Regions from separate parts of the Homo sapiens genome. Here regions 2, 3 and 4 are each linked to region 1. Evidence: chromatin contacts called from ENCODE Hi-C data. All regions are on one chromosome and are shown on one strand. The core of a region is the stretch at or near the end of the contact, and the rest is flanking DNA. Distances in the headings are between cores, read along the strand shown.

Region 1 (7,376 bases), core at 1,883-4,382:
CTCCCATCCAATTTCTCTCCTTCCTTTACAAGAAAACTCCTCCAAAGAGTTGTCTATACTGCTGCCATCCCTCTCCTCCCATTCTTTCTTAAACTCATCCGCAATCAGACTTTTACCCCCACCACTCCACCAAAACTGTTCTCGTCAAAATCACCAATGACCTTCAATCAATTATCTTTGCTCTATATACTTTCCAGTAGGGGGGCAAGGGAGGGACAAAACATAAAACAAAAAAAAAATCAATCAATCAATTCTCAAACTCATCTTACATAATTTATGGGCCACATTTGACACAATTGACCTTTCCCTCCTCCTTGGTAAGTTTCCTTCTCTTGGCCTTTAGCATACCACCATCTCCTGGGATTTTTTCCTCTCTACACTGGTCCTATGCCTCCATCTCTCTGACAGTTCCAACTGATCTCAAGCTCATATTGGAGAGCTCCAGAATTAAGTCCTTGCACATCTTTTCTATCTACACTTGCTCCCTTGGTAATTCTTCTCATCTCCTGGCTTTAAATAACTTCCATATGCTGATGACTCTCAATCTTTTATCGCCAGCCCAGACCACACCAAACTTGCATATGCAGCTGCTTTCTTGACATCTCCATTTTGATGCCTAGTAGACATATGTTTTTTGTTTTTTGTTTTGAAACTGTGTCTTGCTCTGTCGCCCAGGCTGGAGTACAGTGGCACCATCTCGGCTCACCGAAACCTCTGCCTCCCAGGTTCAAGCGATTATCCTACCATAGCCTTCCCCTCCTCAGTTAAAGTTCAGGTGAAAAATTCCTCCCTCCTCCCCACACTGCCTAATTCATCAGAAAATCCTGTTAGTCCACATTCAAAATACTTCCAAAATCCACCACTTTGCATCACCTGTCCTGCTACCACACTAACCAGACGCTCACAATGACCTCCTAAATGGTCTCCCGCTTCTGCTCTCTTCAGAGCTGTTCTCTACACAGTAGCAAAAGGTATTTTGTTAAAACAAAAATCAGATCCGTGTCCCTCCTCTGCTCAAAACAAACTTGTCCAACCCACAGTATGCAGGCCACATGTGGCCCAGGATGGCTTTGAATGTGGCCCCACACAAATTCGTAAACTTTCTTAAAACATTATGAGTTTTTTTTAAAGCTCATCAGCTATCTTTAGTGTTAGTGTATTTTATGTGTGGCCCAAAACAATAATTCTTCTTCTACCATAACCCAGGGAAGCCAAAAGATTGGACAACCCTGTTTCAAAACCTTCCAGTAGCTTCATAAAAGCCAAAGTCCTCAGAATGGCCTTGGGGACCTACAGGCTGGGTCCTTCTCTGACCTCTCTGATCGCGTCTCCCACTCTTTCCCTATCTTTCTCTCTCTTCACTCCAGCCACATTGACTTTGTTCTTCCTCGAAAGTGGCAGGTCGCTCCCACCTCAGGACCTTTACTTTTACTCTTCTCTCTGCCTAGAACATTCTTTCCCCACATTTATGTGTAGTTCACGCCTAGCCTCCCTCAGGTCACTTGAATGTTACCTTCTCCGAACGCACCTCCTCCTTGCTTGATGTGCCCCATAGCTCTTAGCATCATCTAACATATTACATATTCTACTTATTTAGTCCTGCTTCTACTAGAATGTAAGCTCCCTGAGGGCAGGGATTGTGCCTGTTTTGTTCCCTGCTATATCCCCAGTTTCTAGAAGAGTGACTGGCATGTCCAATATCCATCTGTAAAATGAAGTGATGGAATGAGGGCCCTAAGGAAATATAACATGGTGAAACCCCATCTCTACTAAATACAAAAAATTAGCTGGGGCCGGGTGCAGTGGCTCACACCTGTAATCCCAGCACTTTGGGGGTCTGAGGCTGGTGGATCACCTGAGGTCAGGAGTTCAAGACCAGCCTGACCAACACGGTGAAACCCTGTCTCTACTAAAAATTCAAAAATTAGCCAGGCGTGGTGGTGGGCTCCTGTAATCCCAGCTACTCGGGGGAGGCTGAGGCACAAGAATCACTTGAACCCGGGAGGAGGAGGTTGCAGTGAGCCGAGATTATGCCATTGCACTCCAGCCTGGACAACAGAGCAAGACTCTATAAAAAAAAAATCGGCCTGGCGTGGTGGCGCACGCCTGTAATCCCAGCTACTTGGGAGGCTGAGGCAGAATTGCTTGAACCTGGAGGTTGCAGTGAGCTGAGATCGCGCCATTGCACTCCAGCCTTGGCAACAAGAGCGACGACACTCCGTCTCAAAAAAACAAAAAACAAAAACAAAAACAAAACAAGAGTTGAAATCAAGAAGGGAATCGTGCCTTGGACAAGAACAGGGGTGCCTCTTTCACTGCTCCTGATAAGAATGGATTCAGACATGTTTGTAGGTAGAAATTTAAGAATTCCCCTCTTGATTGCGTCTGATTTCTCTGGGAAATAGAAGAGAAGGAAGGACTTGAGGAGAGTAGCGATGGAGAGAGAGATCTATGGTGAAGATGGGAGGAGTTAACGGCAGCTGCAAGGGTTGATGGAGCAGCTGAAGTTGAAAACCTGGATTCGCCTTGGTACCCAGCTACCTGGTTGTGCGATTTTCCTCATCAACATCGGGGGAGTCGGGAGAAGGTTACATAAAAGGAATGGGAGCAGCAAAAATTCAAGTTTTGTCTCGGCTTTTTCTTGAAAAGACCAAAGAGAATTCTTTCATTGACTCAGTGCCTCCGTTTACCCACTCAGGCATTCATCACTAATCACTGGTCCCATGAAAGTAAAATGAGCGGAGAGTGTCTTTGACAGCAGAGAAAAAGAGAAGAGGCTGAGGAACAGGACCTCCCCCAGCCCAGTGAGAAGGGGAGTGGGGGACGTTTAGCCTTCCCTAAAAACTGAAAGTTGATACGCCCCAGGGCTCAAGTTCCGAGCCTTCTCCCATGACGCCTCTTCTTTCCCAATACCTTCCAGCTGCCCCGTCGTGTGACATTCCAGTCCACCTCTGTTCCTGCTCCACCCGCTCCAAACTCGCGTGCTTTTCCTCCACGTGGTTCTCTGTGTATATCGGTTGCCTGGGTGGCCCCAGCCGGAGGCCGGGCTCTAATGACGCCACAGTAGGAACAAGCCAATAGCCGTGACGCGACTCAGTGACGCGAGACGCGGGGTGTGGCTCTGCCGGCCCAGGCGCGATGAGGCGGCTGCCCGCTGGGTGGCGCCGATTTCCCGGGGAGGTCCCTTCTGGGCCCCCGGCGGAGGTGGGAGAGAGTCAGGCAGGAGCCGAGGCCGGGGAGCCCTCTTCGTCAGCTGGTGCTCACTGCGCCGCGCCAGCGCCAGCCGGGACTCACCCGCAGCTCCATGCTTGTGCCCGGTTCGACTCGTCCATACTCCAAGAAGAGGCAGGTACGTGCCACCTGTCGGGGATCCGGGAGGGGGGATTCGGGGATCAGTGCCGGTTTGGAGCTCAGAAAGTAAGGTGTCCACGACATTCTGGGCAGAGTGGACACTAGAAATATAGGGAGAGAGCCGGCTGTGCAGGGACGCTCCAGCTGTGTCTGCCAGTTGTGTGAGGGCTGCCTGCTGACAGCCCAGGGTGCCAGGAAGAGCCAACTGTGTGCTGATCAGTGTATTCTAAGGAAATGCTGCTTTGGCGGGTCCTCCTCGCTGTGCCCCGTGTATATCGGTGGTATGTGGCCTGAGCGACACTGACAAACCCCCTCCCCACGTGTGCGTGCAGCTCACTCGCTGCTCTTAAAGCTCCCCGGTCAGTTTGCTAAAGGGGGTTAGGGGCGGGGGTTGGGCAACAATTAAGCGGAAGGGGAGATTTTCCACCAATCCCAAACCAGAAAGAGGCAGCTTTGAAATTCTCACCAGTCCCAAACCAGAAGCAGGCACGCGGTGCTCCGGAGAGAGCAACTTCTCAACAGTCAAGGGAAGCCCTAGCCAACCCATTCTAGCCCTTCCCTGAAGAGTGAACATCCTACCTCCTGACCTGGCTGCCTTTAGAATGGGACTGAGCTGGAGGTAGTGGTAGGGGCTGCTCACCTCCCCTGGAATGGGCATGAGAACATCCCCCAGATGGACCCCCGTAAAGCAGAGGAAAGGAGAGCTGATTGGGCTAAGGTCGAGGCAGGCCCCCTCCTTTGATGCTGTAGATGCATGTCAGACTGGAGTCAGAATGAGGACTGGAATGAGGGCGTCCTCTGAAGTGCATCATTAGGACCTGGGCTGAGTCAGTAGCCTGTGCTAAGACAGGGTGGAGGCACCAGGCTGGGTACTCCCAGTCCTCGGGGAGAGCCATCGAGAAACGTCCTGGGAGCAGACAAGTGCACCAAGGCCAGAGAGGCTAAGAACCCCGTTCCTTCCTCTTGTGACCCTGCCCAGCCCGGCTCTGTGGCCCTGGAATCCTGAGCCCTCCCACAGGTAGAGTGGAACCACCCCAGAGGGGCCAAGCATTCTCCTGGTGGCCTGGGGGAAGCTGCACTTGCCGTATTTTTCTAGGCAAAGGGGGAAGGAGCCCAGATGGGCTTGGCCTTTCTCTGCTTGGTGGACTGGACGTCTAGGAAGATGGCAAGCCTTGTTTGCCCTTCCCAGTTATGGGACATGGTCAGTTCAGAAAACCAAGGGACTGTTCTCTGGCATTAGAAAGGCACACTTCCGGCCGGGAGCAGTGGCTCAAAGTGCAGTAATCCCAGCACTTTGGGAGGCCAAGGCGGGCGGATCACAAGGTCAGGAAATCGAGACCATCCTGGCTAACACGGTGAAACCCCATCTCTACTAAAATTACAAAAAAATTAGCCGGGCGTGCTGGCGGGAGCCTGTAGTCCCAGCTACTCGGGAGGCTGAGGCAGGAGAATGGCGTGAACCCAGGATGCGGAGCTTGCAGTGAGCCAAGATCGCGCCACTGCACTGCAGCCTGGGCGACGGAGACTCCGTCTCAAAAAAAAAAAAAAAAAAAGAGAAAGGAACACTTCCCCAGGAGTAACCCTCCTTTTCTCCCTAGGAAGGTTCACCTGGTAAGGCGCTATTATTAATAATACCACTAATTATAATAAGAAGTGGAAGTATTCAATATAATCATCAATGTTTATTGAACTCTATGGGCCATGAAATTTACAAATATTATTTTATTTAATCCTCACAACTGAGATAGACCACTATTATTACTATTAGTCCCGTTTTGCAGATTAAATAGCTAAGGTTCAGAGAACTTAAGTGACTTATCCACTATTTCAGAGCCAATAAGGGAAAGAACTAGCCTCCAATCCCAGGCCTAGAAGTCCATTAGAAAAGAATATTGGACTGAAACCTGAGTACTAGTCCCCTTTCTGCTTCTCGCTATCTGCACATGCCCTTGAGCAAGCTGCTTTCTTTCTCTAGGTCTACTCTATCTCAAAATTAAGAGTGGGGCTAACTGTATGGCTTCTTCCTGTTCTCTAATTCTGTGACTGACTGCTCTGGAAAATCCACTTTCTCCATATTTTTGTCTCAAGTTCCACCCCCACCCCTCTGTGCTCTTTTCAATGCTCTTTCCTCTTGAATCTCCCGATTGTTCCCCTTCAAAATGCCCCCCTTCCAAGAGTCCTCACAGACCTCCTTGGCTGGCACTGGCCCGAAAGGGCAGCCCCTCAAGGTGAGCACGCCACTGCCCCTTTAATTCTCCTGGGGCTTGGAATGCAAGTGAGTTGCACTCGCCATCTCTGCGAGTCTGCGAGGTCAGATAAGATACTATATATATCGGAGTCAGTAACCTGAGCTCCGGATTACCCAGCCCAGAGTCAGGCTCCAGCTTCTGGGCTTTCCACTGCATTCCCTGCCCTGCTGGGGAAGGAGAAGCCCCCAGCTCCCATCCAGTGCCCCTGGACACAGGTCAGTAGCTGCCCCTTTGGTATCTGAGCTTCTCTGGGACTCTACCTAGAGGAAAGACATCAGTGAATCTGGGAGAGCATGTGAGAGGCCACCCCATTGGGCCCGGTGGGTGTCAGGGGCAAGACCAAAGGCTCCTCCGGAGGCTGAGAACAGAGGAAAGATGACGCCCTAGAGGAGAAGGAAGGAGACCGGGGCTCTCCCCTTGGGAGGGGGCACCAGGAGAGTACCTGGGCAGAGGTGCTTGGAAAAGAGAATTTAAGGATCCCAATACTACCTGGAGGCCCATTTCTTTGCCTTGTCTTGGAAGTGTATAGATGCCCACCCACTCACAACCCCAAATCAAGGAGCACCCTATAGAAACTGCCCTGGGCCCATCCACTTCTTCTCCACCAGTCAGGATTCTTGCCTTAATCTCCAGTCTCTTTATCTTACCTCCTCCCCTCCCCCAGCTCTTGGGTAACTACTGGGAGCACAAGAAAGAGAAATGGACCCAAATTCCCTTGGATGACCCCCTGCCAGGGGAGGCAAGAGGATTAGGCTGGTGGATCAGCGGGTGCTAGCCCCTGATAGACAAAGCCTAGTGACAGGCTGGAGGGGAGGAGGCCAGCCCAGGCCCTGGGGCCTGAGAGGAGTAGGCGGAGTTCAAGGACTGTTTGAGCATAAATATGCCCCCGCCCCCCCATCCCCTACTCTACCCATGTCCTCTACACCTGCCAGGATTCCCTCATCCCATCCTCCAGGACCAGACACTTGTGCCCAGATAGTGCAGCAGGTGACCCAAGCAGCTGGGAGGCAGGGTCAGAGTGCAGATGGAAGGATACAGGGCCCCCTCTCACCCACCTTGTCCTTCAAGGTCAGCACATTCTGATGCTGTTAGCAAGTGGCTTTAGGAAGCTCTGAGGTCACCACTGTGGGGGCTCCCAACCACCTGGCGGGACTGGCTGGGACTCCCCACTCACCTTTTCCGGGCACCTGAGTAGGAGGGAAGAGACTTAACCCTGTTTAGGCGTGCTTCTGAAACTCAGCTAGAGGCTCTCTATCCAGGCCCCAGTAGCAAAGCAGGCTTTCACCCCAGAAAGCCAAGCAGATCTGGGCAGAGAGAAGCCATGAAGGTTACTGGGATGTGGGGCATCACCCATCCCCTGCCCCCAGGGCCAGGAGCGCCTGGAATTCCTGGGGAGCAAGTCCCTCCCCTGGCTGGGCAGGTTAGGGAGCCCTTCATGTGAGCAACAGGAAATGACAGTGGCTGAAGCAAAGGGGTTGGCTGCCCCACGGGGACAGGGTTCATTTTAACCCCTGACTCACCCAGCATGGGTACCTTGAGGAGTGGGCCAAGCTGCAGCCAGGGTAGGAGGCTAGGGACTTGCTCATAACCAGGCCAGGGACCCAAGGCCCCGAGCTGGGGTAGATGCTGGTGCCAGGGGACATGCAGGGGCTTGGCACAGTGGGTGAAATGGAGGCTTCCTGGACCATCTCTCGGCCTATCAGTATTGTTCTGGGGCTCGAGTTGCACCTGGCTTCACTTTCATTCACCTGCAGTGGAAAATCCAGAGGGCTGCTC
Region 2 (7,376 bases), core at 1-2,500, 2.6 Mb after region 1:
TAGTGAAGCCCTATCTTCTCAGCCCAGCGTCCTCGTCTCACAAGCCCTCAGAGCCCCAGCCTGCTTTCCTTTCTGGGCCTGTGCTGCAACCCCCTCAACATGGCCCACTGGGTAAAAATTCATGCTTCAAGACTGATCCCCAAGCCTGTTTTGTATTATATGAGTAAAGAATTTTTTAAACACTTATCCCCAGATAATGTGTATTTATTTATAAAGTATAGCCCTGTCTGCTTGACTAATATATTAAAAAAGTGACCTTTTTGACTCTTGGTCCAAGAAACTATTGTTTGCACTTTTGTGTAGTTGTGTATAGCATCCTGCAAATTCTGTCAGAAGTCTGTGATTTCAGTAACACTAAAACTTCTCTCTCAAATGGTACAAGTTTTCAGTTTTAAGACAAGTTCTGGGAATCTAATGTACAACATGTTGACTATAGCTAATAATTCTGTATTGTTTACTTGAAGTTTGCTAAGACAAATTTGCTTAAGTGCCCCCCCACCGAACTACTACATAAATTAGTGAAGGATGTTTTACTTAATTTGATTTTGGTAATCATTACACAATGTATAATTATATCCAGTCATCACATTGTACACCTTGAATATATATAATTTTTTGTCAAATAATAAAGCTGGGAAGAAAACGATAAAACTGACAATCTAACATATATGATGAGGTAAAAAGATCTGGTATTTCAAGAAATTTGGATGACCTCTTGCACCCCACTTCGCTAGCCTCTACTCCCTAGAGTCATGTTCTGACTATGTGAAGTTGAGCAACTTCCTTAATCTTGCCACGCTTCAGTTCTTATCTGTAAAATATGATAATGAAACGATTTGAGAATTGTGAGGGTTAAATGAGATAATTCAGGTAAAGCTCTAAACCCCCTGCAAAGAATAAAGTCTTTTCTTTCCCCCCAAAACTTGAGTGTTAGAATTCATTCTCTCTGGTTTCTCTCTTTTACTATGCTAAAAAATGATCCAGGTCCGTCCTTCTCATTGGCAAGATTGTTTTACAGTTTCCTTCAAGAGATAACTGGGGGCTACTTGTAATAGAACACTAGAAGAGTTACACAGGTCTTAGAAACTACGTTTTTCATAGTAATTATGTTGGTTTGCACTTCCTGGCTTCCTTTCTTGGACGGTAGGTACCTGGAAGCCTAGTGGAGCAGATTCCCCCCACTTAAAGATACTTATAAAAATAACGAACATAGTTCCGATGACCATGTGCCCAACACCGCTCTGCGCACTTCACACAGTAATATCATCTCAGCCTGTGACCGTTCCGAGTTAGGTGCCGGGATTCTCCCTGTTTTGTGATAACTTGCCCGAGGTCGTACAGCTAGCCAGCTATGGAACCAGTATTCAAACTCGGCTACGCTGCAGCCCGTGGCCCTCCACTTTCTTGCTCGTGCTCTGGAGTTTAGGCGGCCGATGGGGGCGGGGTCCTTTGGGTCAGGTTGTGGCCTCATAGAACAGCGCTTGCTGCGGTTGGATGGATGGGTGGGTGGGTGGGTGAGTGAATGAAGAGAAGAAACCTGGTGGCGTCGTCCCAGGGCTGTGGAGCGCCCCGAAGGTGCGCACGTCCCTGGCTAGCCTGCGAGCGCGTCCCGGTGGCCGCACCTGCCAGCCGCGCGATTCTTAGCACTCTCCGCCACTTCCGGCCGTGGCCCCGCCCTGTCGGGTGGCTGGCGTCCGTTACGCGTTGAGGCATTTTGTCCCCAGCGCCGACCCGTCTCTCTGCCCCCGCCGCTGCCATGGCGGCAGCTCCGCCGCTTTCCAAGGCCGAGTATCTGAAGCGTTACTTGTCCGGGGCAGATGCCGGCGTCGACCGGGGATCTGAGTCCGGTCGCAAGCGTCGCAAAAAGCGGCCGAAGCCTGGCGGGGCCGGCGGCAAGGGGTGAGTTGGTACCGGCCGGGGCGGGGCCTGCGACGTCTAGCCACCCCTTCCCAACTCCGCCCTCGGCCGCCCGGCAGTTCCTTCCCTCTTGGCGGGTCTCTCGGCTTCTCCGCCGACCCCTGCTCATGCTCAGGGCCCCACTCACATCGCTTGAGGCCCCCCGCCTTGCCTCTGCCGCCCCGCTTACATCTCGAGCCTCTGAGCAGTAGCGTCAGTGCGTTAAAGCCGGGGTGTAACTTTGATTACTCTTTTCCCGCCTTGGTAGACTTCCGTCCTCTCCCATAGAGAATGAATATTGTGCCTCGAGAATAATGGAGCGGATTCAAAGCCTCTGTGCTTGGATCTTTAGGGCCCGGTACCTGCCTGTGGGGATTCCCAGATCCCAAGGACTTGGTTCTGAATCAGAGACCTTTGATCACCTCCTGTTACTCTTAGTAATAGTCCTAACGTGAGAAGCTAACATTTATATAGTTATACTTTTCTTGCCAGGCACCATTATAAGAAATTTAAACATATATAAGTTTATTTAAGCCTCACCACACTACCATGAAGTGGGTATTATTTTCATATGGGACAACTTTGTGGCCCAGTGTAGTGGGCCCTACCAAATCGTTTTCCACCCAGAACCACAGAATGTGACATTTAGAAATAGGGTCTTTGGAGATGTAATCAGTTAAGATGAGGTCATACTTGATTAAGGTGGGTGCCAAATCCAAGATGACTGTTTGCCTTTTAAAAAGAGGGAAGTATGGATACAGACACAGCAACAAAGGAAAAACGACCATGTCTAGATGAAGGCTGAGATTGGATTGGATTTATGTTGCCAAAAGCCAAGGTATGCTTGGGGCTACCAGAAGCTGGGAGAGGCAAGGAAAGATTCTCTGCTAGAGACTTTCCAGGGAGGATGGCCTTGCAGACACCTGGATTTCAGATTGCTAGCTTCCAGAACTGCGAGAGAGTTTCTGTTGTTTTATGCCACGCAATTTGTGGTACTTTGTTACAGTAACCCTAAGGCACTGAGATACCCAGTGAAGTCACATTGTTCTAAAGAACTAGTCCAAGTTCTTTTCTGGTTTGGTGCTTGCCTTATTATTGTCTTCGTCTTTCTGCCTCGCTGACTTGTGTGGATCCTTTGGAGGCAGTGCCATGTGATGAAAGTAGCTTGAGTGTTGGAGCAGCACTGGTCAGAGTTCGAATCCTAGCTGTGCCACTTTATAGGCTGTGTACCCTTGGGCAAGGTGTTTCATCTCACTGAGCTGCAGTTTCCTTATCTTTAAAATGAGAATAATAATAATAATGGTTTTATTAAGTGGTGGTTGTGATTAGAGGGATTGCATTAAGTGACCCTGGCTTTTTGAATAACTTCACATCATGGCAGTCATTGTTATTATTTGGGCTCAGCTATATAGTTTATCCACGTAACAAACATTTATTGAATATTTCGTATTCCAGTTACTGTAGGGTGTTGAGGATGCCTCTGTGAACAAAAAAAACATAGTCCCTGTTCTTGTGGAGCTTATAGATTAATGGGAATACAGGCTTTAAGCAACTAATTACACAACTAATCGATATATTTTCTTTATGATAAATGCAATGAAAGTATTCCAAGAGTTTTTAACAAGGGTTCTTAGTCTTGAGTGAGTGTGGGATGGTGAGGGAATTGGGTGAAGCAGTCAAGAAAAGTTTGCCAAAGGAAGTTAAATTTGTGTTAGGACCTGAAGAATGAGGAAGAGTTTCCTGGAATGAGAAAGAGTTTCCTAGCACTTTGGGAGGCCAAGGCGGGTGGATTGCTTGCATCTAGGAGTTTGAGACCAGTCTGGGCAACATGGTGAAACCCTGTTTCTACAAAAAATACAAAAAAGTAGTCAGGCACAGTGGCACATGCCTGTAGTCCCAGCTACTTGGGAGACTGAGTAGGGAGAATAACTTAACCCCGGGAAGTCAAGGCTGCAGGGAGCCATGATGGTGTCCCTGCACTCCAGCCTGGGCAGCAGTGTGAGACCCTGTCTCAAAAAAGAAAAAGACTAGGGCCGGGCGCGGTGGCTCACGCCTATAATCCCAGCACTTTGGGAGGCCAAGGCGGGCGGATCACGAGGTCAGGAGATCGAGACCATCCTGACTAACACGGTGAAACCCCGTCTCTACTAAAAATACAAAAAATTAGCCAGGCGTGGCAGTGGTCGCCTGTAGTCCCAGCTACTCAGGAGGCTGAGGCAGGAGAATGGTGTGAACCCGGGAGGCAGAGCTTGCAGTGAGCTGAGATCGTGCCACTGCACTCCAGCCTGGGCAACAGAGCGAGACTCCGTCTCAAAAAAAAAAAAAAAGAAAAAGATTGAAAAGAGTAGATCAGGCAGAGGGAAGGAACTGCATATGTGAAAACTGATGTGATAGGAACTTGGCTCCTTTCTAAGCACCAAAGGATGACCAGGGAGGTGTTCAACCAAGGAAGTAGCAGTAGGAGATGAAGTTGACCTTGTAGACAAAGACTGGACCATGCAGGATCCTGTAGGATTTTGAACTTTATTTTAAAACCAATAGATAAATGTTTTTATGCTGGTATCCTAGAATGACTCTTTTTGATCTTCTTATTCTCATTTAGAATGCGGATTGTGGATGATGATGTGAGCTGGACAGCTATCTCCACAACCAAACTAGAAAAGGAGGAAGAGGAAGATGATGGAGATTTGCCTGTGGTATGTATCTTTGGGGCTGTCAGGATTTTGAAATGAAGCAAGCTTCTCAATTTCCTTTTTTTTTTTTTTTTTGAGACGGAGTCTCGCTCTGTCACCCAAGCTGGAGTGCAATGGCATGATCTTGGCTCACTGCAACCTCCGCCTCCCGGGTTCAGATGATTCTCCTGCCTCAGCCTCCTGAGTAGCTGGGATTACAGGCACCCGCCATCATGCCTGGCTAATTTTTTTTTTTTAATTTTTGTAGAAATGGGGTTTCACCATGTTGGCCAGGCTGGTCTTGAACTCATGACCTCAGGTGATCCACCCACCTTGGCCTCCCAAAGTGCTGGGATTACAGGCGTGAGCCATTGTGCCAGGCCAAGCTTCTCAAATTTATTTTTCCAGCTTAGGGTAGATTTGTAGGGGGGTTAGTTGAGAACAGAAAAGAGGTGACAGTTTCCAAAGAGCTGTTTAAAATAGTTTTCTTTGCTGATGCCTATACACCAACTTGTCTCTTTATGGAGGGTCCATCAGCCTAGAAATGAGATGGATCACAGAGAGAGGACTTCTCGACATCAGTGTTAGAGTAATGATGAGACTTAGCTGTGGTTCATTTTGTTGGAATCTTTCTTAAAAACAATGCTGAGGTTCAGTTATAGGGAACTTTTTATTTGCTCCTTTTTTCAGTGCTTTAACTAAGCTTTCAAATTGTATATTCTTGCCTAAGTACTGGAGATATGTAGATTAATAGAACATAGCTGTATTTTAGAGATTATACCCTAGAATGAAAAACTGAATTTCAGATAAATTTCAACAGTATGGTAAATGTTGGGGATGTTTCACATACGTACCAAGTACCATTAGAGCCCGGGGAGGTAGCATACTTTGTATTCTGTTGGGAGATATCCTGAAAGATGTAAATACTGAGTTTTGAAGGGTAAGTAAGAGCCAGGTGGACAAAATCATAGGCAAATGACCTCCCAGTGGTTCATGAAACCATTGCTGAGAATTTCTGAGAAACAAAGTGGAAAGGAGAGCTGTAGATAGGCTGAATTCCACTAAAGTTGGTAAAGATGGATTCCAGTGAGTATTTAATATTAATTCCCAGCAAAATTCTTTTTTTTTTTTTTTTTTTGAGACGGAGTCTCACCGTGTTGCCCAGGCTTGAGTGTAGTGGTATGATCTCGGCTCACTGCAAGCTCTGCCTCCTGGGTTCACACCATTCTCCTGCCTCAGCCTCCTGAGTAGCTGGGACTACAGGGGCCCACCAACACGCCCGGCTAATTTTTTGTGTTTTTTTTTGTATTTTTAGTAGAGACAGGGTTTCATCATGTTAGCCAGGTTGGTCTTGATCTCCTGACCTCGTGATCCGCCCACCTCGGCCTCCTGAAGGGCTGGGATTACATGTGTGAGCCACTGCACCTGGCCAATTCCCAGCAAAATTCTAAAATAGATTATTTAAAAGAGGGCTTGCTAGTAATTAGAAGGGAAATAGTGATCTTAGGGAGCCAATTTAGTTTTGGTCAGAAGAAGTAAATATTAACAATGTTTGTTGTTTTTTTTTAATTTTATAAAAGCAATGCATATTTATTACAGAATATTTGGGAATTAAAAAAAGTTTAAAGTTTTTAAAAGAATAAACACTTGCATGTTACCATCCAAAGATAACTGCTAATACTTGGATGCATATCTCTTCAGGTTTTTCTCTTTAGAGATTATACACGCTTGTATTTTATTTTTTTGAACATAATTGGGATCATATTGTACATAGGGTTTTGGAGTCTACTCCTCTGCTAAATAATATGTTGTGGATACTCTGGTAAGACCTTAAAATATTCTTTGAGTGTATGATTTTTAACGGTTATGTAGTAGTTCAATATATATATTTTATCTGTTCTGTTACTGGATACATGGATTGTTTCCACTTATAAAATATCATACATCGTTGTACATAAATCATTTGTAGAAATCAGTTTATTTCTTTATTCCCATAAAATGAAATGAGTGGATCAAAGGGTATGGTTCGCTTTAGTTATATTCCCATGTTGCTTTCCAAAAGGTGCTACCAATTTACACTCCCACTAGAGGTGATGAGAATGCCAGTTTGCCTACGTCGTCAATATTAGAGCACTATTATTATTATTATTATTATTATTATTATTATTATTATTATTTTTGAGACAGGGTCTTGCTCTGTTGCCCAGGCTGAAATACAGTGGTGTGATCATGCCCCATTGTAGCCTCTACCTTCCAGGTGCAAGCAATCCTCCTACCTTAGTCCTGCACGTAGCTGGTACCACAGGTGCGCACCTCCATGCCTGGCTAATTTTGGGTATTTTTTGTAGAGATGAGGTCTCTGTGTTGCCCAGTCTGGTCTTGACCTCCTGGGCTCAAGTGATCCTCCTGCCTAGGCCTCCTAAAGTGTTGGGATTACAGGTGTTAGCCACATGCCCCACCAATATTGAAGGATTATTAACAAAACAAAACCAATAGCAAACCTATGCTGATTTAGCAAGTGAGTAATGGTATCCAGTTTCTTTTTTTTTTTTTTTTTTTTTTGGTGGAGTCTCACTCTGTTGCCCAGGCTGGAGTGCAGTGGCGTGATCTCGGATCACTGCAAGCTCCGCCTCCCGGGTTCACGCCATTCTCCTGCCTCAGCCTCCCGAGTAGCTGGGACTACAGGCACCTGCCACCATGCCTGGCTAATTTTTTGTATTTTTAGTAGAGATGAAGTTTCACTGTGTTAGCCAGGATGATCTTGATCTCCTAACTTCATGATCTGCCTGCCTCGGCCTCCCAAAGTGC
Region 3 (7,376 bases), core at 2,100-4,599, 2.2 Mb after region 1:
CTGTGGTATTGAAGCTGAACTGCTCCCCAGTCCTGCAGGGCAGAGAAGAGCCCCCACCAGTCACCCCCGGAGCCTGGGGAAGAACCAGCCCCCGTGGTCCCCTCACTCTACCCTGCAGACCTGAGCACAAAATCGTCCATGCGGCTGACCCGGAGCTGGTATGTGGTGTTGACTGGTGACAGGGTGGACACATCCACGTAGAAGAACTGAATCTCCGACTCATTCTTGGTGGGGGGCTGACACAGGGTTCGTTCCACTTTTTGGTAGAGGTACTTGCGCTGAAACCTATGGCCCGAAGCAGGGAGATAGGATGTGAGCACTGTCCCAGCCGGCCTGCCCCTCCAGAGGAGCGAGGCCCCACCTCGCCCCGTCTGGTCTCCACCACCTCCCTGCGAGGTGCACAAGCTCCCGGCTGGTGGGACTCGGCCCTTGTGCTGTTGACCAGCCTCCCAGCCCAGGGAAAGGGGAGGAGAAATGGGGGGGCTCCTGGTTGAGGCTCCAGCCAAGGACTGGCCTAGGCTGCCCCGCTTCCCTGATGCCCAGATCCTACTCACATCCCTCGCAGGATTAGGGGCACCTGGAAGGACACCACAGCCTCCTTCTGGCGGACCACAAACAGCAACGGCGCCCCCTTCTGCTTGTTCAGGACGTTCACAGACACACGCACGCCCTCTGTCTGCAGAACGACATGGAAATGCCTCTCAAGCCTCTGCCACCAGGGACACGTGGCTCCAGAGACTATGAGCCCTGCCCTCCTTCATGCCAGCTACTTTGGTCTTTCTCCATCTTGGTCGGGCCAGGGAGTCATCTCTGCCTCTTCTTCTGCCAGAACAACCCCCAGACTCCAGGAAAGACCTGTGCTGAGTGCAGCTCCTGGCCGGCAGACATGTGCAGGGCAGCAGGACCCAAGCAACCGCAGGGTCTCACCCTCTGCCAGGAAACACGGTGGAGGCCTTGCGAGTCTCCAGGATACCCCATTCCTATCCATGTGCACAGGATGCACAGGCCTGCACACACAAACGTGTACACACGCCCCCACACACGAAGACACAGGAGAACAAGAAGTGCTCCTCAACCTTCCTGTGAGCCAGGAAGCCAGCAGGAAGCTCTAGTTAACAGCTAACCTGGGGCCAGAGCCCAGAGGAGTTGAGGAGGGGTAGGTATTGAAGGCCATGTTGTATCCTTAGCTCCCACCAAGGGACAGGGCTGTGGAGAAGTCACTTTACTTCTCTAAGCCTCAACTTCTCCCTCTATAAAATGACAGCCGGGTGCGGTGACTCACGCTTGTAGCACTTTGGGAGGCCAAGGCAGGAGGATCATCTGAGGTCAGGAGTTTGAGACCAGCCTGGCCAACATGGTGAAGCCCCATCTCTACTAAAAATACAAAAATTAGCTGGGTATGGTGGCAGGCGCCTGTAATCTCAACTACTTGGGAGGCTGAGGCAGGAGAATCGCTTGAACCGGGAAGGCGGAGGTTGCAGTGAGCTGAGATCACAAAACTGCACTTCAGCCTGGGCAACAGAGTGAGACTGGTCTCAAAAAAAAAAAAAAAAAAAAAAAGATAAAGTGATCTTCACCCTTGGAGCTATGAAGGAACATATATAAACAATGGGAGCTTAAAGGAAAAATAAAACCAAATCGATCTTGGAATGCTTGTTATTGGGCTGCTGAAACCCAAGCCCTAGGGCAGCATTTCCCAAAAGAGTAAAAACCACAGCTCTCCAGTGCCTTTAGATATGGGAAAAAAGGAAGAAAGGACTCTAAGCAGAAAGAGATCAAACTTCAGAGAACCAGGCACTGGGGGCAGATCCTGGCCTGCCACAGAAACCAAACCACTCCCCGTTCTGAAAAAAAATCAGATTCCCCATTCTCAACTCCATTGCTTCTCAGTAAACGGCAGTCATGGAGAGAGAGCAAGAGACCCGGGCACGAGACCACACAGCCAGGTTGCAAGAATTCTCCCAATCTCAGCTCTGCCTGGGGTCTAGACTTCCCACACTAGCTGTGTCTATTTCAACTCAGGGACTCACAGCTGGTGAAGAAACCAAAGAGAAGTCAGGGTGAAGTGGATTTTTCACAGTGGACAAATTCCCCTTCTCTTCCCACCCAACTTGCAGTTGGCCTTATAAAACCTCTGTCACCCTCAATTTACAAGGCCAGCTGGCTCTCCCAGGCAGGAAGAGGGCTGGGAAGCCCTGCATTCATCTCCCTGGGGAGTCTGAGATGTAACTTGCCTGCACAGAGCTTTTCAGTTCTGGGCCAGTCTCATTCCCCTGAGGTTTTCTGGGCAAGCCCAGTAATAAGCCTGTTTCCTCTCCCACCGAGACCCCACAGAGCTGTCAGATTCTGGGGTTTAGGGTAGAGAGCAAGCCATGTGTGCTCAGACCACAACTGATGGAAGAATGGGGGCGGAAGAGAAGATGGGAATGAGCCAACTTCAAAAACTGCCCAGCTGGAGCTTCAGAGAAACATTGGTGGCAAAGGAAGGAGGACTGGTCAAGAGGCTCCAGTGTGGTTCTGGGAACTGGGAACCTAGCAGGACAGCTCGTTCCTGGGGCCTCCCAAAAGGGTAGCGGGGCGGCAGAATCGCCTAGCCCTCGTCGGCTTCCCCACTCGCCTCTGGCCCCTAAGCCCCCAGCCCTCACCCTGTTGCGGGTCACAGTATGGTTGAAGGTGTAGATGTTGACCAGCTCGCTGTTGACCTCGTCCACGTAGGTGCGCTCAAACTCGGCGTCTTTCTGCGAGACGTTCTTGGGCCCCAGAACCCCCAGATGGCTCTCGACCGAGGCCACCAAGAGCACCAAGAAGGGCAAGCCCAGAGCGAACATGGCCCCGGCAGGGCGGCAGTGGCAGCGGTGGTGGCGGCGGCGGCGGCGACAGGAGACAGGACACCTCCGGGACGGGTTGCGGCTGCGGCCGCAGCTTCCAGCATCTCACCAGGACCAGAACTTTAACCCCGGCCTGAGATTAGGAAATGTCCCCTCCCAAGAGCCCCGAAGAGGCTCCCAGGGTCCCCGCAGGGGAGGGGGCGGCCGGGAGGGGGCGGGGAGGGAGGGGATGCTGGCTACGGGAAGGGGTCCCAGCTCGCGAGGGGCTGAGTACGACCTGAGACCCTGGAGCCCCGGGCCAGGGCCGTGAGAAGGAGGGCGGCTGGTTGCCGGGAGCCTGGAGACGCCGGGAAAGGGGAGGGAGGAAGAGCCGGCGGCGGGGGCTGGCCGCGGAGGAAGGCGAGTCGCAGAGTGAGGGGCGTGATAGGTGGTAGCTACCCGACGCCGTGCTGGGCTGCGAGTTTTCCGAGGTGCGGGCCCTTTAAGGGCGGGCGGACGCGCCGTCCCGACGCACGAACACTGAAAAGTGAGCTGCGCCGCTGGGCGATAAACAGCAGGGCTGCTGGCCCGCCCGCTGACGTCAGGGGAAACTGACACAGATTTAAAGGACCAGGTCCCGCATTTGCCCTTAAAGGGGCTGCAGCTGTCTAGCTGAAGGGGAAAGCTTGCAATGCCTTCTCCAACTCCTACCCAACTCTCTCCCGTGATTTTCACCATCTCTGAAACTCACGTTGGAATAGGCAGATGTTTCTGTTAACAATCTCCAAGTGTTGGGTTCTTGCTGAACAACTCTTACATTTGCTCAAACATAAGGATTCCCCCACCCCCACCACCACCTTTACAACTAACATCGTCCAACCCTGGGCCACTTTTTCTCCGGGGATCTTAAAAAATGAAAAACTCGAAGGATTAGGAAACAGGACGGTGGCCCTACCGGCGGAGGGGAAACGGAGGCAGCACTGCAGGAGGAATCCCCATGCCTTTCCCACCTCCCTCTAGAGGGGCCACACAACTGCAGGGACGGCCTTCCGAGCTTTCCAAGCTTGCCGGGCTGTTTCCCCTCTTCTCTCAGAGACAGTTACAAAACTCATTGAAAGATACTGACCTTCAGTGTAAATTGGTGAAAACTTTTCTACAAAATATTTTGGCACTGTTTCAAGAAACTTAGAGAGCTTTATACCCTTTGATCCAGTAATTCCACTTCTGGACTCTATCCTAAGGAAATAGGAAGCACAGATAAAAATACCTGGGCAGCTACGCTTATCACTGTGATATTTATAATATAAAGCAAAAAGGAAATGACTTGGATATCCATAATGAGGGATTGGTTAAATGCACTATCATGAAGGCATCAAAAATGATGCTTAAGACTTCACAGGACACGTAAGCAGAGAATTCAGGATATGACACTAAATAAACAGTATATAGAGCCAGGTGCCGTGGCTCACACGTGTAATCCCAACACTTTGGGAGGCCAAGACAGGTAGATCACTTGAGGTCAGGAGTTCGAGACCAGCCATGGCCAACATGGTGAACCCCATCTCTACTATAAAAATACAAAATTAGTGGGGCGTGGTGACGCGTGCCTGTAATCCCAGCTACTGGGGAGGCTGAAGCAGGAGAATCGCTTAACTCTACCAGGCGGAGGTTGCAGTGAGCTGAGATCATGCTCCTGCACTCCAGCCTGGGCTGCAACAGAGCAAGACTCTGTCTCAAAAATAAATAAGTAAATAAAACCGTATATATTCCAAATGCATATAGACATGCATAGAAAAATAGAAAAAAATTGTACTAAACATTTAGCAATGTCTCCAGAAAGCAGGGCAAATTTTAAAAATAAAATTTAGCAGTAGTTATCTTTGAATTACAATTTTAAAAATAACACATATTGTATATCATTTTCCTTTAATTCTAAAAATATAGAGTAGTACCAAAAAATAAAAAATAATGGATTGTGAGTGGTTCTTAAATTTTATTTTTTATATTTAAAAAGATTTACAAATGTTCTACAATGTATATATATTTATATATTGCTTTTTTATCTGCCGGGGGGTGGAGACAGGGTCTCGCTCTGTTGCCCAGGTTGGAGTGCAGTGGCACAATCTCAGCTCATTGCAACCTCTGCCTCCTGGGTTCAAGCAATTCTCCTGCCTCAGTCTCCCGAGTAGCTGGGATTACAGGCCATGTGCCACCACGCCCAGCTAATTTTTGTATTTTTGGTAGAGACGGGGTTTCACCATATTGGTCAGGCTGGTCTCGAACTCCTGACCTCAGGTGATCCACCCACCTCAGTCTCCCAAAGTGCTGGGATTATAGGCATGAGCCACCATGCCTGGCCACATATATTGCATTTATAAGACAAATTAGACTTTTTTTTTTTTTTTTTTTTGAGATGGAGTCTCACTGTCACCCATGCTGGAGTACAGTGGTGTGATCTCAGCTCACTGCAATCTCCGCCTCCTGAGTTCAGGCGATGCTCCTGCCTCAGCCTCCCAAGTAGCTGGGACTACAGGCACCCGCCACCACACCCTGCTAATTTCTTGTATTTTTAGTAAAGCGGGGTTTCACCATATTGGTCAGGCTGATCTCGAACTCCTGACCTCGAGTGATCCACCCACCTAGGCTTCCCAAAGTGTTGGGATTACAGGCGTGAGCCACTGCGCCCGGCCAAATTAGACATGTTTAAAGGAAAAGAAATGTGGCCACCTCTGAAGCTGTCAGACATCCTAATAAAGCCACCCAGATCAGTGCCTTGTCAGAGTTCTCTCAGCTGGCAGGATTGCAGCAGTCTCAGCTCCCAGCCCTGCCCAACTATCTGGAGCCTTGTTCCAATGAAGACTATTTTACCTTATGATCAGTTAGTTATATTTACTCATTCCTGCAATAAATATTTAATAAGCATCCACGATGTGCCAGGTACTGTTGTAGTTATGCTGGGCAAATGGTGAGTGGAGGAATTAGTTTTGGCCCCTGTCCAAGCACAGCATACTTGAGGATGAAGACCAGAAGCAAGCTGCACCCCTTTTCCAAAGGGTTCACCAATTAGAAAGTCAGCTGGAAGATAACCTTATGGGTTTCCTTGGCCAACCCCTCATTATACAGATGAGGAAAGTGACGCTCAGAAAAACTTCAGCCCATTAGTACCTCACTAGACTCAAGTTTGCACCTTGGTCCAGTACTGTTTCCAGCACATCTAGGCGAATATGAATCAGAGAATCCTCAGGATGGCAAAAGAGGTTTCTTCATCATGAGCCCTCCATGCAGTCAGCTGCCAAGTTTGGAGAATCAGTGTAGGATTTCCTCAGTCCATCTGGACTTTTCTTTCATGGTAATCCTGCTCATCTTGCCAGTAAATAATCTGAAACATTAAGAAACACTCGTGATACATTGCCCAGGCTGGTCTTGAACTCCTGGCTTCAAGCGATCTGCCACAGCCTCTCGAGTAGCTGGATTACAGGCAAGCACCACTACTCTAAGTTGGCCTCATAACTTTGGGGCAAGATGTGACCCTACGCCTGTTTTAAACGCACATCCAGAGTCCTACTTCACACTTAATTCATCTTGGGAGGTGGAGCCCAGAAAACTGCAATTTAACGGGGCACTCCAGAAGCTTGCTATGCACAATGAAGTTTGAGAACCACTGCTCTGGAACCAAACAACTGTGGACTATCACTATTTCTGTTTGCTCCCTTTCCGCTGGCAATATCTGGAGAGAAATCCATCCAAGCAAACTCTGAAGGGATCCTTCCCTTTTGCAAGGTCTCAAGACTTAACTTTTGAATCGTCAGGACCCTGCGTCTACAGAGTGGGAGGGCAGCAACTGCACATTTTCTTGCTGTTCCCAGGTCTGCAGAACTTTCCTCAGTCCCTCTGCCCTACCCCGCACTTATGAATAGGTCCTTTCTGAGGTCTGTCCACTGGGAGAGAATGCCTTTTTGTTGGCTGCAGCAGTCAGCAAAAAAAGGCAGTGGTGTGTCTCAAAGCCAGACTTGTGAGCACACAGGGGAGATGTCGGGGCCTCAGGGATGTGATCCTGGCCTTGTGCACAGGTCCAGCTACCGCATTCCCTGGCATAATATACAAAGAGCTCAACCCTAACCGTGGCCCTCAAGCGGTCAGGGTGGGGCCATAAGGCTTATTTGACTTATATTTCCCTGTGGACCACCCTTCCTGAGCCTGAGTGTTGAATGGACCAAAGAAATGGGACCATTCAACACACAGCTGAGGAGCTTGCTGGACCCATGAGTCCAGCTCCATTTTAAGTCACAGGGGATTTATGAAGTTTGGGGTGAGAGGACAGGGAGGAAGCTTCAGGTGGCTCAGGGGTATTGTTAAAATGACCTGAAGATGGCCTGGTGCGGTGACTCACGCCTGTAATCCCAGCACTTTGGGAGGCCAAGGCGGTTGGATCATCTGAAGTCAGGAGTTTGAGACCAGCCTGGCCAACATGGTAAAAGCCCGTCTCTACTAAAAATACAGAAAATTAGGTCAGGTGCAGTGGCTCACGCCTGTAATCCCAGCACTTTGGGAGGCCAAGGTGGACGGATC
Region 4 (7,376 bases), core at 2,104-4,603, 2.1 Mb after region 1:
GTCCTTCAATATTGTGGCTACCTTGCCCTGTACTTTGTCAGCATAGCTAGAGTTTTGCACATCTGCACACTAACAGAGAATATACACTCACAGACATAATGAGGGTTCTCTGTATATTTATTTCTTCCACCCTGCTCCAACAATTACAAAGAAGGTTGACCACAGAAAAGATTGACTGGAGAAGGTAAAGGGGAGAAGGTGGAAGATGTCAGAGTTGATTACGCAGTGGTAATGAGCAAAAGCTTTGGAACATTCTTGGCTTTCAATCCCAGCTCTGCCTCTTACTAGCTGGACAGCCTCAGTTTTCTCATCTATAAAATGAGAGTACTAACAATATCCATCACAATGTGTTGTGAGGCTTATATGATTCAATACATGTAAAGTGCTTAAAATATACTAAGGTCTCAATAAATGTTAGACATTACATTATTATGACTGCTATTCACCTATTTAAAAGGGTTTATTCTACCTTGCTCCAAAGGACATATCCAGCACCAGGCAATATAAGTTAAGGCCATTCAGACATTAAGTAATCACTTTTTCTTTGCTTTTTTTTTGAGACAGAGTATCATTCTTGTCACCCAGGCTGGGGTGCAATGGCACGATCTCTGCTCACTGCAGCCTCTGCCTCCCAGGTTCAAATGATGCTCCTGCCTCAGCCTCACGAGTAGCTAGGATTACAGGCGCCTGCCACCACGCCCGGCTAATTTTTGTATTTTTAGTAGAGATGGGGTTTCACCATGTTGGCCAAGTCTCGAACTCCTGACCTCAGGTGATCCGCCCGCCTTGGCCTCCCAAAGTGCTGAGATTACAGGCGTGAGTCACCGCGCCAAGTAATCACTTACTGAACACCCACCATGGGCCAGACATTGTGCGACGTGTTAGGGCTACAAACCTGATTACACATGGCCCTGAACTTGAGCTCAGCCTACCTGGAAAGCCAAACACGTAAACACATGACTACAAAATGTGTTACATGAATTAAAGGAAGTAACATAATATATAACAGAACACAAAGGTAAGGGCAAATAATCTTAGGAAGATCAGGGAAAGCCTCACAGAGGACAATTGAGATAGTTCTTGAAGGATAAGCAGGTGATCCCCAGGATAAGCGGAGTAAGGGAATTCACGGCAGAGGAACAACATGCACAAAGGCAAAAAAGAAGAAAATCATAAGGTGGGTGCAAAGAATTAATTATGACAACAAAAGCTTATAGCCACTGAACACTTCCTATGTTACAGGAACTGTACTGAGTGCTCTATATACATCATCTCACTTCATCCACTCAGCAAAATAGAATTATCTTCACTTTTCAAATAAGGAAACTGAGGCTTAGCAAAGTTAAAAAAAAAAAAAAAAAAAAAAAGGCCAGGCGCAGTGGCTCACGCCTGTAATCCCAGCACTTTGGGAGGCGGAGGTGGGCGGATAATGAGGTCAGGAGATCCTGACCAGCCTGGCCAACATGGTGAAACCCCGTCTCTACCAAAATACAAAAAATTAGCCAGGAGTTGTGGTGCCCACCTGTAGTCCCAGCTACTCGGGAAGCTGAGGCAGGAGAATCGCTTGAACCCAGGAGACTGAGACTGCAGTGAGCCAAGATCGCACCACTGCACTCCAGCCTGGGCGACAGAGCAAGACTCTATTTCAAAACAAACAAACAAACAAACAAACTTGCCCAAGGTGTCACAGCTAATAAACGGTAGAGCAGAATATGTAAGTATCCATGTCTGACTCCAAAGCCCAAACTCTTAACCATTCTGACATGACCAGAGTGCAAGGGACAGTGGGAGGAGTGGCAAGACAGAGCTCTAGAATGAAAGGCAAGAGCATATTATAAAGGGCCTGGAAGAACAGAGGCTCTATCCTGTAAATGATGAGGGGCCATCACAGGATTTCACAAAGGAGACTGGCATGACCAGATCTGTAGGTCAGATAGACGATTCTAGCCAAGAATAGTGGTGCATGCCTGTAGTCCCGTCTACTAAGGAGACTGAGGTGGGAGGATGGCTTGAGGGCAAGAGTTCGAGGCTGCAGTGTACTAGGGTCACACCGGTGAATACCAACTGCACTCCAGCCTGGGCAACATACCAAGACCCTGTCTCTAAAATAAATAAATGATTCTGACAGCTGCATAAGAACTAATTACAGGAGGACAAGAACTGAGGCAGAGAGACCACTTAGGAAGTTATCCTGAAAGCACAAGCAAGAAATTATGAACTAAGTCAGTGTCTGTGAGGATGGAAAGGAAGCGCCAGATTCTAGGGGAATTAAGAGGCAGAATACAGGACTTGAACTTCGGGAGAGAGGAGGGAAATCAGAGCACTAAAGCCAGAACACTGTGACTATCATTTCTAGATGTGTTCATTTCTATGCCTCGTCCAATAGGCAGCCCCACCTACTACACTGCCTAGAAGACAGGGCATGTCCGACAAATGTTTGCTGTATTTATTAGATGAATAAATTAAAGGGACAGACTTGGCTGAGTGAATGGTGAAGCCCTTCATTGAGATAAAAAAATACAAGAGGAGAAACAGATCGGAGGGACCGGGGAAGGCTGACGATGACAGTAAGCAGGTCTGAGCTCAGGAAAGAGGTCTGGCTGGAGTAGTTTGGCGAGTCAACGCTGAAAAGCTGATAACGCAAGAGATGGAGTGCGCCGAGTAGAAGGGAGCTTTCTACTGCCAAGGACTGAGTTAGGAGAACGGACAGGGAGTCGCTGAAGCCAAGTGAGGAGAGCGGTGCCAGAGGTAGAGGGACATTTTTAAATCCAATGCAAGAAAAGGAAAAAACAAAAAAGCTTTCCAACTTTCCCAGCTGGCCAAAGATGGCATAAGATTGGGCTAGCCCCGGATTTGGACCCGGGGGGAAGCCTGCCACAGAAGTATCCCAGCAAGCTTCGGAAGGCCTGGCCTCACTCGCCAACGATGAACAGAGCAAGCAAACCAGGGCCCCGTGCCCAGTGCCCCTCTCCCGCGTCCCGACCCGCTGCTCACTCACCCGCCAGACCCCCAGCCCGGGCCCGGTGGCCCGCTCAGGAGCCGGCGAGATTTCAAACGGAGGAACTGTCGCCTGGCAGTCCGATTTTCACTTCTTCCCTCAGTCCCCGCCCACACTCGAGCGCATCACGCTCGTTGGCTCGAGAGCGTGCCTCGGGTCCCCCGCCACGCTCGCTCCCTTCCCCGCCGCCCAACCCCTCCCTCGATGAGGTCCTCAACTATCCCCCACCCCGGAAGGCTCCGGGCGAGGCTCCGGGCGAGGCTCTGGGCGAGGCGCAGCTCCCCCAACGCCACCCAACACCCACCCGCTCCCCCAGCTTCCAGGGACGCCGGGGTGTTGCCCTGCAGCGCGCAACAAACACTTCCGGAAAAGGTACCGCCTAGCAACCGGGAGTCCCGCCTCCAGCAGGAGCCAATAGGTCGCCGGCTGAGAGCTGTGACAATGGATTGGCTCGAAGTCCCTTCGGTGCACGCAGGAGCTCTGTCCGTTTTCCGTTGCACGATGGGAGTGTAGTTTAAGATAGATAATGGGAATCCGCAAGAGGTTGAAAGAGTGTAGTTTAAGATAGATAATGGGAATCCGCAAGAGGTTGAAAGAGAACCTCATCGGCTGGGCGCGGTGGCTCACGCCTGTAATTCCAGCAATTTGGGAGGCCGAGGCGGGTGGGTCACCTGAGGTCAGGAGTTCGAGACCAGCCTGACCAACATGGTGAAACCCCTTCTCTACTAAAAAAAAAAAAAAAAAAAAAAGAGGACCCCGAGTTTAGACGTGAGGATTTCTGCCAGGACAGAGAAGGACTATTTAGAGTATTTATACTAATGTGAATTATCTAATTATCTAATTGATCATTTGTTAGGAGTATGATTAACATCAGGTGAATAATACAGTGGTCATCAATAATCAACCCATTGTTACTTTAATCAACAAAACAAATGTGAATGTAAGGTAATGGAGACGCGTCCACTCCCCATCTCTCCCCGCAAAAAAACTGGCTCTCCTGTGCTCCTATTAAACCAGTGAGCACCTGACCAGGAGTTAAACCTATTTTCTACTATCCATCTTTTCACCAAAGCCCAGGGTTCAGTTTGTATGTCTGCAAGATGGGGATAGTAATGTCTGTCATAACTATTTCAAAGAGTCTATTGAAGAAGAAAAAAAGTGACACAATGTGTAGCTCCTCCACACACCCTGTCGGGCAGAAAGGTTGCTACTAATATAATTCCGAAGAGTTTTAGTTTTGCTTGCACGGAGGGCAAATCTTCCTTTCTCTCATATGTCTCCAACCTCCTAGAGAAGTTAAGAGGGGCAAAGAAAGTTCTGGCCATTACATCAATAGGAAAACTGAGAAACAGACAAATACAGATGCTGCTAGTTGAGGAGGAAAATGATGAGGCCAAGCTCATAGAGCCGCTCCTGATAGGTTCTAGAGATGTAGCTGACTCAGGATAGTCCCAGTGCCACTCAGAGGCTGATTCCAGGATGAGAAACTCAGATTGTTGGAATATACAGAGCATATTCCTTGTGAAAATTATCAAAATCAAAATAGAGTCATTTGTTTTAAAACCCTGACAAATGGAGCCAGGGAAGACCATGAAGAGAGGGTTCTCACGCATGAATACCTGATAACAAAAACTATCGACCGGGCCTGGTGGCTCATATCTGTAATCCTAGCACTTTGCCAGGCACAGTGGCTCACACCTGTAATCCCAGCACTTTGGGAGGCCAAGGCGGGTGGATCACCTAAGGTCAGGAGTTCGAGACCAGCCTGGCCAATATGATGAAACCCCGTCTCTACTAAAAATACAAAAATTAGCTGGGCATGGTGGCACACGCCTGTAGTCCCAGCTGCTCAGGAGGCTGAGGCAGGAGGCTGAGGCACTTAAACCCGGGAGGTGGAGGTTGCAATGAGCCCAGATCAAGCCACTGCACTCCAGTCCAGCCTGGGTGACAGAGCAAGACTCCGTCTAAAAAAATAAATAAAATAAAAATTCCTACTTGAGCCAGGCACAGTGGCTCATGCCTGGAATCCCAGAACTTTGGGAGGCCAAGGCAGGTGGATCACCTGAGGTCAGGAGTTAAAGACCAACCTGATCAACATGGAGAAACCCCATCTCTACTAAAAAATACAAAATTAGCCAGGCATGGTGGTGCATGCCTGTAATCCCAGCTACTCGGGAGGCTGAGAGAGGAGAATCGCTTGAACCCAGGAGGCGGAGTCTGTGGTAAGCCAAGGTCTCGACATTGCACTCCAGCCTGGGCAACAAGAGCGACACTCCGTCTCAAAAAAAAAAAAAAAAAAAAAAGGTCCTACTTGCCCAGCCTCTATGGCATGTGTATACCTATTGCAATGCTACTTCTAAATAAATATCATTTTCTTTTGGAGTTTCCCTCTCTGTTATTTAGATTGACGTCATCATGTTTAAATTTAAATCCTTCTGCAGCAGTTATGCCTATACTTCCTTTATTCTTACTGTAAATGACAAATCATCGTCCCCTTTCCTCTCCATCTTCTTTAAAAGTCTTGGCCGGTCACAGTGGCTCACACCTGTAATCCCAGCATTTTGGGAGGCCGAGGCAGGCAGATCGCCTGAGGTCAGGAGTTTGAGACCAGCCTGGCTAACATGGTGAAACCCCATCTCCACTAAAAATACAAAAGTTAGCTGGTTGTGGTGGCAGGCACCTGTAATCCCAGCTACTCGGGAGGCCGAGGCAGGAGAATCGCTTGAACCCAGGAGGTGGAGGTTGCAGTGAGCCGAGATCTCGCCATTGCACTCCACCCTGTTTGACAAGAGCGAAGCTCTGTCTCAAAAAAAGAAAAAAGTAGGCCAGGCTGTGGTGGCTCACACCTGTAATCCCAGCACTTCGGGAGGGTGAGGCAGGTGGATCACCTGAGATGAGGAGCTCAAGACCAGCCTGGCCAACATGGCAAAACCCTGTCTCTACTACAAACACAAAAATTCACTGGGCGTGGTGGCACACACCTGTAGTCCCAGCTACTTGGGAGGCTGAGGCAGGAGAATCGCTTGAACCCGAGAGGCAGGGGTTGCAGTGAGCCAAGATCACGCCACCGCACTCCAGCCTGGGTGACAAAGTGAGACTCTGTCTCAAAAATAAATAAATAAATAAATAAATAAAGGTCTCACTGAGGGGCCAAAGGGACCAGACTGGGAAGGAATTCTGGGCTCACCAGCTCATCTACCACAAACCTGCACAAAACAGGGATTCAAAAAACCATTTGTAGACTTGGTCCCTATATCTAAGAATTTGCAATCTTTGCAATCAATCTGGTTTTTTGTTTGTTTGTTTGTTTGCTTTTTGAGATACAGTCTTACTCTGTCACCACCATGCCAGGCTAATTTTTGTATTTTTAGTAGAGACAGGGTTTCACCATGTTGGCCAGGCTGGTCTTGAAATCCTGACCTCAGGTGATCCACCCACCTCGGCCTTCCAAAGTGCTGGGATTACAGGCATGAGCCACCACGCCCAGCCCTGTTGATTTTAATTGCCATCCAAATGCTTAACTCTTGTGCCTTAGCATGGGTTCCTTGCTCTCTCATGGGAAGAGCTAATAAAATAAGAGATACTGTGGGATTAACAGGATTACCTTCACACAAATCAACAATTTGCATTTTATCAGGTTTCCCCATAGGTTTGTACTCAGAAATGCAAGCCAATTTATAAAATGCCCCCAAGGCAAACATAATTTAAAAAGTAAGACTTTGGGGGGAAAATAACAAAAATGACACACAAATTTTTTTTTTTTTTTTTGAGAGGGAGTTTGTTGCCCAGGCTGGAGTGCAGTGGTGCAATCTCAGCTCACTGCAATCTCTGCCTCCTGGGTTCAAGCGATTCTCCTGCCCCAGCCTCCCAAGTAGCTGGGACTACAAGCATGTGCCACCACACCGGGCTATGTTTTGTAGTTTTAGTAGAAATGGGCTTTCATCATGTTGGCCAGGCTGGTCTTGAACTCCTGACCTCAGGTGATCTGCCTGCCTTGGCCTCCCAAAATGCTGGGATTACAAGCATGAGCCACTGTGCCCATCCTGACACACTAAATGATATACCAGTAATATACCCAATGAGTGAAGAAGAGAGAGAGGACTTCACTCATAGGTTGTCTTCTACAGTAAGGATGAACATTTAGGGGTCATATTTCAAAGATGGGAAAGAATTGATGACAAATTTTTTCCCTACTCCTAGGTCAGAAACCACTATTAGAACTTTTTCTTACAACTCAACAGCCAAAACAAGAGAAAAAAAACCAAATAACCGGATTTTTAAAATGGGCAAACTGCCTTAAAAGACATTTCTCAAAAGAAGATATACAAATGGCCAACAGGTACGTGAAAAAATGTTCAACGTTACTAACCATGAGGGA

The links. Hi-C counts contacts between places; a loop is a spot of excess contacts on that map. Pooled maps may share reads with other maps.
Region 2: a pooled map shows a loop between it and region 1 (5-fold over the local background). The contact joins the promoter of BUD13-DT here to the promoter of USP2 in region 1. A Hi-C loop is called at or near these places in 4 of 50 pooled maps.
Region 3: a map of naive thymus-derived CD4-positive, alpha-beta T cell shows a loop between it and region 1 (21-fold over the local background). The contact joins the promoter of SIDT2 here to the promoter of USP2 in region 1. A Hi-C loop is called at or near these places in 2 of 168 maps with a recorded cell type or tissue (lower leg skin and naive thymus-derived CD4-positive, alpha-beta T cell) and 5 of 50 pooled maps.
Region 4: a map of CD4-positive, alpha-beta T cell shows a loop between it and region 1 (7-fold over the local background). The contact joins the promoter of CEP164 here to the promoter of USP2 in region 1. A Hi-C loop is called at or near these places in 2 of 168 maps with a recorded cell type or tissue (CD4-positive, alpha-beta T cell and naive thymus-derived CD4-positive, alpha-beta T cell) and 6 of 50 pooled maps.

The regions. Positions count from the first base shown.
Region 1 is chr11:119,377,446-119,384,821 of GRCh38, reverse strand. USP2 (ubiquitin specific peptidase 2) reads left to right here and starts at 3,132. Exons shown (of 13, transcript NM_004205.5): 1 at 3,132-3,349. It overlaps USP2-AS1 (USP2 antisense RNA 1), which reads right to left and starts at 3,044. Exons shown (of 4, transcript NR_034160.1): 1 at 2,914-3,044. RefSeq lists enhancers at 3,065-4,054, 7,012-7,376.
Region 2 is chr11:116,767,345-116,774,720 of GRCh38, reverse strand. It overlaps BUD13-DT (BUD13 divergent transcript), which reads right to left and starts at 1,250. Exons shown (of 2, transcript NR_186226.1): 1 at 1,210-1,250; 2 at 516-811. BUD13 (BUD13 spliceosome associated protein) reads left to right here and starts at 1,734. Exons shown (of 10, transcript NM_032725.4): 1 at 1,734-1,899; 2 at 4,499-4,592. The coding sequence starts at 1,757. It overlaps ZPR1 (ZPR1 zinc finger), which reads left to right. Exons shown (of 14, transcript NM_003904.5): 14 at 1-922. RefSeq lists an enhancer at 1,186-1,275 and a silencer at 1,396-1,595.
Region 3 is chr11:117,174,716-117,182,091 of GRCh38, reverse strand. SIDT2 (SID1 transmembrane family member 2) reads right to left here and starts at 3,349. Exons shown (of 26, transcript NM_001040455.2): 1 at 2,646-3,349; 2 at 555-676; 3 at 121-285; 4 at 1-32. The coding sequence starts at 2,828. It also overlaps a transcript of PAFAH1B2 not described here. RefSeq lists silencers at 374-433, 3,041-3,250 and enhancers at 1-667, 904-963, 1,991-2,060.
Region 4 is chr11:117,323,831-117,331,206 of GRCh38, reverse strand. It overlaps CEP164 (centrosomal protein 164), which reads right to left and starts at 3,353. Exons shown (of 33, transcript NM_014956.5): 1 at 3,303-3,353. RefSeq lists a silencer at 3,036-3,285.